Linked DNA regions of Mus musculus: regions 1 and 3 are each linked to region 2. A link is a loop called in an ENCODE intact Hi-C map of the cell type or tissue named here. Cell type or tissue: gastrocnemius. All regions are shown on one strand.

Region 1 (2,500 bases), 590 kb before region 2:
GAGCAGTGCATAAAGAAATATAAGCTCAAAGCTTGGTGCAGGAAGGTGAGTAGGGTATTAAAGAGAGCAGATAGGTGGATGGAATAGAGACATCAAGGATAATAATGATAGAAAAGGAGTTTGAGGGATCACTAGGGCTGGAGAAGTTTACAATGCCAATATTTGCAGGAAGAATTGTTAAATTGATTCTAAGAATGGTACAAAGCTCTTGGTGTTTCAGGAAATGGTATAATATGCTAAGCTTCACCTTTTCAAGGATTGCTATGACTGCCCAATAAAGTACAGACTACAGCAGAGTCAGAATGGGTGCTGCAAGCCATCTAGTTGATGACCACAGTGGTCCAGGAGACATGCTGGAGTATGCAAGGGATCATAGAGTGAAAGCTGGTAGAACATAGATGAGTTCTGGGTATCAATTGCAGATAGGAGAAACAAGATGTTCTAATTGCTTATATAATGGATGTGATTGGAATAAAGAACTTGAAGAAGGCGTTAGTTCAGGAGGTCCTGTAAATGGAATTGCCCTGAACTAAGATTGAGAACACCAAAGAAGAAGCAAATTACTTCTTTTTATATCTTATTTGTTGTCTCTTCAGCATTTACAACTGCCAACCCCTTCTTTCTTAAGTAATCTCTTTTAAAGTTTATACCTAGCATACTATATTATTCATTATCTGTGACTTTTCTAGCCATGTTTGCTCGTCCACCTTCACAGACCCTCTTCTTTGCCACAGGTAAGAGTCCTAATTTAGATTTTTCCTAGTTTCTAGCAGCCTTGAGTCTCACCCCAATCTGAATCAAGACTATTAGAATTTTCTTGACAGCTACATATTTTTGCCTTCAATCCATGACACATAGGACAGACTTAGTTTTCTGATCCAACTCCTGTGAATAGGATCCTCTCCTCATTTAACACACACTCTCTCTCTCTCTCTCTCTCTCTCTCTCTCTCTCTCTCTCTCTCTCTCTCTCTCTCTGTGTGTGTGTGTGTGTGTGTGTGTGTGTGTGTGTGTGTGTGTGTGTGTTGTGTCCAGATACATGTGGAACCAGATGACAACCACTTGTGTCATTGGAGAGTCTGCCTGTTAATTTTTGTTTGAGACAGGTCTCTCACTGGCATGAAGCCAATTGGACAGGCTTGCTGGGTAACAAGCCTCAGGGATGCACCTTGTTTGTATCTGCCTGGAACTGGGGTAATAACCATGAGCCATGATGTCTTGTTTTTTTCTATGAGTTCTTGGGATTGAAATCAGTTACCAGACAGAGATATCTTCCTAGTTCAAATTCTATACCTTTGTATAAAAGGCTAAATTTATTCACTTAGCTGCCCCGTTAAATGCCTGAAATCACCCAAAGGCTCTGATTTTTGTTTTTTGCTTTTTCAATTACCAACCTCCATCTTTGAACAGTGTGAAAATCCTGCACATTTCAATTCTTTAATATATTTGGGGCCTTGTTTGGCTTTTTGTTTTCTGTCGATCAGCACTCCCATCTCCAGTGTCCCCTTGCACATCCCCTCCAGTGTTGTTAGAATGACATTTTTAAGAAACAGATCTGAGCATGTCATTCGCGTTCTCACAATGAGTGGGTGACTCCTCACAGATCCTAGCATGAAGACTGAACTCCAGCTTCTGGGTGATCTGTCACTGGTTATTACAAGCCTTTCTGGACCACTCTCATCTGGTGTTAAAGGGACTGACATCCAGCATTTGTATTTGAAAGATTTTTTTTTTTCTTCTTACAGAATTTGCCTTTTGTCAGTTGGCTAAAACCCAAGCAATGATTTCCTATCTCACACCTGAACAAATGTTGGGTTTGTGTCTTTAAATTGTATTAACATAATGTCACAACGCACATGCTCTTGTGGCAGTGAAAGATGAGGTCTCAGCCTTTCTTTGTTGCCAATCAAATTCCCTTGGTGGTGTCTGTTTTGTTTTTATTTTTGTTTTTTGTTTTTTTTTTTTTCTCAGATGGTATTACCAGATGAATGGAGCTACAAGAGATGGCAAATTCCAGTCATTTTCAGGAAAGGAAGTGTGGCTTCATAAGGCTTTGTCTAAATAATTATATTTATTTGACCATCTACTGTAAAACCAGATTATGACCATTTACTGCAGTCATTAATCAGTCCAAAATTTTAGAACAGTTATTCTAGCCATGCTTGATAACAAGGAAGAGATGACAAAGTTATATAAAATCAGTAAGAATAGCTTAATATAAGCTTTTCTCATTTACAATCAGCATGACCGCTAAAGCATGAAAATAAGGCACAATTAAGATCATAGTACTTGGCCAAACAAGACATAAACACAAGTATTTATAATAAATAATCTATTTTATCTGTGCCAGTACTTGCCCACCAATATGCTAGGTGTTAAATTTATCTTCTTGTGGAAGCTACTCTGATTAAATAAAAGTTTTTCCTTGTCTTCCAAGGAGCTGAGTCAATGTTTCATGTGCAATTACATCTATAGTTTAAGTCTTACCGAAAGATGAATAT
Region 2 (2,500 bases):
ATCTTCTACTTGGCTGCTCATCTCTTTGAGACCACACCTTGACCTTCCATGTGGCACTCTCACAAATTGACATCTTATTTCTCCAAAGTCAGCAAGAGAATCTCTATTCAGTCTGCTATACAAGATTTTTGCCATACAAAGTAGCTATCTTATCCTGATTGTTAAGTAGAATAACCATTTATAGGGTGGTATCCCCAATACAACTAGAGCTTACACTACGAGGGAGGGTTTATACATAGAATATATATTTGATGGATATGTAGAAGAAATTTTAGGGAACAATTTACAAATCCTGCTTATCAAATGGCCCAAGCATTGGTATCTTTATTCCATACATAAAATAAAATGTATAACAAAATAAACAATTTCATAAGAGAAAAAAGTAATACAATTTTCAAATAGAAGGGCTGGAGAAATGGCTCAATGAGTAAAATGCTTGCTGCATATACAGGAGGACCTGAGCTCAGAATTCCAGAATCCTTGAAGCAAAAGAAAGAATTAGATAAAATATCAAGGAAAAGCATAGACTGAAACAAAAAGAAAGTAAGATATATATTGTAAACTAATGTTCTGAAGATGCACATTGTCAGAATGGATTTAAAATATGTAAAAGGGTATAAGGAATATTTTAAGAGAAATTAAGGTTAAATAGATCTAAATGGATATGAATGTATATTGAATGGTATAAATATAAGATTGATGGGTTTCCCCAGTTACTTTTCTCCAGAAAGGACGAGCCAACTCTCAACTATGTGGGAGAGAGAAAGAGAGTAGTAGTCTGCTTCTGGAGAAATTGCAGACAAGCATTTCGCAAGCCAGAAAGCATCTATAATGTCTGCCGTGGACTGTGTCTTGTGAACCAGACTCTCTGGAAGCTGAGACAGAATTCCATTGACACATAAAACCCCATTCTGTTAAAACTTTCAGGCTCTGGTCCTCACTGCTCAGACTAGTGCAGCCCCACTGACTCAAGCTGACTATCCCCTCCATATTATCTCACATGTTAAAAAAAATTAATTAAGATGATCATAGTCCCCCTTGATTTTTTTTTTTTTGACCTTTGCTCTTCTTGAGTAAAACACTAAGAAGACAGAAATTGTCTGGGGCAAGAGACTTACACCTTTGTGAGTGTGGCATAGCAAGCCAGCTGTGCAGAAATAGCTGTTTGATCACGTACATGAATGTGACTGCTAGAGGAAAAATAGTTCCACCAGTTATTTTGTAGGCTGTGGTGAGATTTAACTGAGAAAGTCCATATGAGGCTGTCATCAATGTCTTTCATCCAATCTGTCTCTTACCAGATATCTCTATCAGGGAGGTGGGAGATTTATAGAGCCACACCCATCATCTCCCTGCAAAGGAAGGAATCCAACCTGCATACCTAAAATTTGCAGAGCCTTGAAGCCATTCTGAAGATTGTGCGTTGGATGAAACTGGATTCCCAATAAAGGACTCTGTGACAGGGTATTGCCCAGCCTGAGGCACTGACTACTCCAAAGTTGGACTGAGCTTGCCATCTAGAGGACACCAGGGGACAGACAGTCCCTACAGGGTCTTCGGTAGACAAGACCTTGGCACCTTAAGACAGACAAAGCTCCCTCTCTAAAGGACATTCGTTGAGGGTTTGACTGTCCAAGCATCATAGGGGCAGAGAAAAATACAGCCTCTGCCCTTGGTGCTCTAACGTGAAAATGAGACTCGCTTTCTAGAAGGATGGAGAAATTTCCTCTCGCAGATGTGTCCACTAATAAATCACAATGCCAGCTAAGGTTTCTCTCTGAATTAGATCTCAGTTTTCTTGACACTCAAGCTGAGGTGGACATCAGAAGTCCTCACTGCTTCATCTTGTCACTAAAGGGTAACGCCAGCCAGCTGAGGCCACACAGCTAGAAAGTAGCAGAGACAGACTTTGTGGAGTAATACTGGAAGTACCTGTATCAAGAGACTGACCTGTGCCTGAAGCAGCCAGATGCCATGGACCTTGTGGGAAGAAAACAGAGCAAGCAGAGACTCTGGGCTGTTGGTATTTCAAGGGCAGATTTTTATAAGTCAGACGTATTCATATCTTGTTGAGGCCCTAATTTGCCAGTGATGGAAGAAATGAGGAACTTTGGCCTCTGGCCTAGATTCACATAACTCTTCTCACCCTATAAATCCAGTGAGGCTGGAGAAAGTTTTTCTGACTGTATATACGCTTACAGTCTAAGAATCCTTTACCTTTTGAAAGGTGCCAATGTGGCTACATACAATTCAGGGCATTTAAACTAAAAAAGAAAATCTCTTTTCCAGAAGCAAGTCTGTAGGCCAGAATCCTAAACATTTCACCAATGTATAGCCTGTCCATATTCATGCTATCACTTACCATTGCATTCACAGTTAGTTTACACTTGTATGCACAGTCAGTTAGCAAGTGTGAATTCTGAATGAGCTGTGGTTAGGCATCAAGGAGACAGTGATGCCATGATATTCACAGCCACTGTCCTCATGCATCTTACATAGT
Region 3 (2,500 bases), 600 kb before region 2:
GTGCCAGTGGAGACCAGAAGGCGGCATCAGATTCCCTGGAACTGGAATTCTAGGTGGTTTTGGGTGCTGAAACAGAAGGAAGAGGACAGGGGTCCTCTGTGACAGAAGCTTCATTTATTCTAATTGTCATGTAAAGGGTTTGAATGTGTATACTTTTGTGGTCTATACTGATGCCTTGTCATCTACCCTCACATGAACTATATCAACTTACAACTATACATTTCTACTTTATACCTCAGTGTCCTGGCCACCTTTTCTCCTCTATTCAGAAAGCAATAAAGTGAGGAAAGAAAATCAGTGTATAGTATCCCCACATGAATCCAGAGCTCAGTATTGCTGACAGAGGCCTTTTGTCCATTGGAAGTCCCTTCATAGCAAGCTTAGCCTACACCTCTTTAAGTATATGATGGAGAGAATAACAGTACCTATATCAGGAACTGTGAGTTGTCAGGGCTAGTATAGGTAGAATGAGACTGTCAACTAGCATAAAGTGCTGTGGTACCCAAACCCTTGCTAGTTCCTATTCTATTAATCTCAGTCTGAAGGATGGTGTTAGCCAAGAAATACATAGGACATGAAGTGGTGTTGGTTTTGAGGCCATGTCTTCTGGGTGCTTCCTCCACTCCTGGGCCATGTGAGAACAGAGATGATAGGTTATTGATGTTTTCCAATATGAATGAATATTCGCAGATATAGTAGCTTATTGTAAAGTTGTCCTAATTCAGACCACCATTCCTAATGATTCCAGTAATTTAGATATGTTAACTCTATAGTACATATACATGGGCCTCAAGTTTGCCTTAGGGACATATTGGGTCTTTTGAAAGTTTTTTTGTTTTTGTTGTTGTTGTTTCGGGTTTTTTGTTGTTGTTGTTGTTGTTGCTGTTGTTGTTGTTTTGGGGTTTGGTTTTTTGGTTTTGTTTTTTTTTTTTTTTGTTTTTTGTTTTTTTTTTGGGGGGGGGGTTTGTTTGTTTGTTTTGTTTTGTTTTGTTTTTCGAGACAGGGTTTCTCTGTGTAGCCCTGGCTGGCTGTCCTGGAACTCACTCTGTAGACCAGGCTGGCCTCGAACTCAGAGATCCGCGGCCTGCCTCGGCCTCCCGAGTGCTGGGATTAAAGGCGTGTGCCACCACACCCGGCGTTTTGCTTTTGTTTTTGTTTTTTTGTTTTTTAAAGTGAGAAGAAACTCCAGACTTACTTTCTAAAACAGTAACATTACTAAAAGCAAGGGCCTCAGTACAGCGATAACAAACACAAATCACCTACTTTGCCAAGAGCTTAAAAGGTCTGGCCTTATTTAATTTTCAAGGCAATCACGGGACTTCACAGAGCTTAGGTAGCAGAGCTAAGGCTTGGATGTTTAGGGGTGCTGGTCTAGAATCAAGGCCAACCCAACCTACACTTATGTCTGTGTTATGCTGCCTCCTCATGGTAAGAGTTTGTTGTAGGACAACAGCAGATACTTCAGACTGAACCCTCCAAGTCCTCCTTTAGCCTTTGACCTAGAAATCCTGCAAGAAAAGCACCTTCTGCCACTGTCAAACGGGAACAGCTCCATCTTGCATAGATGTGGGTGTGCCATGCAGTAGAAGCCAGATAAACCAAGCGGGGGGAGGGAGGGAGGGCGGGGGAACAGGGGGCGCGGGGGGTGGGGAGTATCTTTCTCAGGTCACTGAACTGATATAGGTGACATTAATCTGGAACTGTGAGCCATATACTTGTGACCTGATATGAACGGCAAATGACCTGTTAAAAAGCTCTAACCTATTTCCAGAGCATGACTTTCCACCCGGGGAATCTGTGCCATGCTCAGCAGTGGCAGGAATGGTGTGCTGAATTCCGACACAAGCCTGAACTCAAGCCCAGTTAAGCCGCACTGAGTATTTACCTCGGAAGATCTTAACGGGATCCAGAAAATTCATGGAAAGCCCTCATAGGAGAAGATCTGGCACTCCGTATTCCACTCTGTCTTCAATTTCAAGGTGACAAGCACATTCCGGTGCTCAAATTTCAGGGTAGTAGGAACATTAAAACTGACTTAGGAAAGCCTCCTGTAGAAGCTACAAGCATGGGAAGATGGTTGCTAAGGGCACCGGTAGGAGGTTTGCTTTTCCAATTCAGAAGTTTATAAAGTATTGTTCATTACTTTCCTTTGGTAGGCAGCACAAAGTGATGCTGAAAGGCATTATCACGTGGTCATGTGAACTCAGTACTAGAACCTGTTTGTTGGTGACCCAACCCTCATTCCTAATGCTTGTTTCCCTTGACTATTTAGAAATAGATGTTCACATGATACTTTTGTTTAAAGAAACACAACCAGACTTGTTCTTACTGGGTTTATAGAAAGATTTACACTACAGGAAAAGAAATGTTAGCTTTTAGCTCCCCTCTTTCAACATATTCAAACCTGATTTTCATTGTTGACTGAAACATCGGTGTGAGCTCAGTTACCCAGCCATCCTAGGACCATGAGTAAATACATTAATATGAAAAAAAAAGAGTG

What was found. A loop is a pair of places that touch in the nucleus more often than their neighbours do. Peaks named below come from ENCODE experiments on the same cell type or tissue, not always from the same donor. Only the 100,000 strongest peaks of a DNase experiment are listed, where the experiment ranks them.
Region 1: it touches region 2 in a loop (5-fold over the local background); 2 of 42 quality-filtered maps call a loop at or near these places.
Region 3: a loop joins it to region 2, with 4 times the contacts of the local background. A loop is called at or near these places in 2 of 42 quality-filtered maps.

The regions. Positions count from the first base shown.
Region 1 is chr15:63,015,198-63,017,697 of GRCm38, forward strand. No RefSeq gene overlaps it. Among named protein-coding and RNA genes, the nearest start is that of Gm41334, 54 kb to the right of the region's middle. In gastrocnemius, no CTCF peak of the experiment used is centred here; a DNase peak (open chromatin) is centred at 1,122.
Region 2 is chr15:63,600,239-63,602,738 of GRCm38, forward strand. No RefSeq gene overlaps it. Among named protein-coding and RNA genes, the nearest start is that of 4930449C09Rik, 120 kb to the right of the region's middle. In gastrocnemius, a CTCF peak has its summit at 1,524; a DNase peak (open chromatin) is centred at 1,508.
Region 3 is chr15:63,005,225-63,007,724 of GRCm38, forward strand. No RefSeq gene overlaps it. Among named protein-coding and RNA genes, the nearest start is that of Gm30113, 52 kb to the left of the region's middle. In gastrocnemius, a CTCF peak has its summit at 1,420; no DNase peak of the experiment used is centred here; H3K27ac peaks cover 1,415 bases.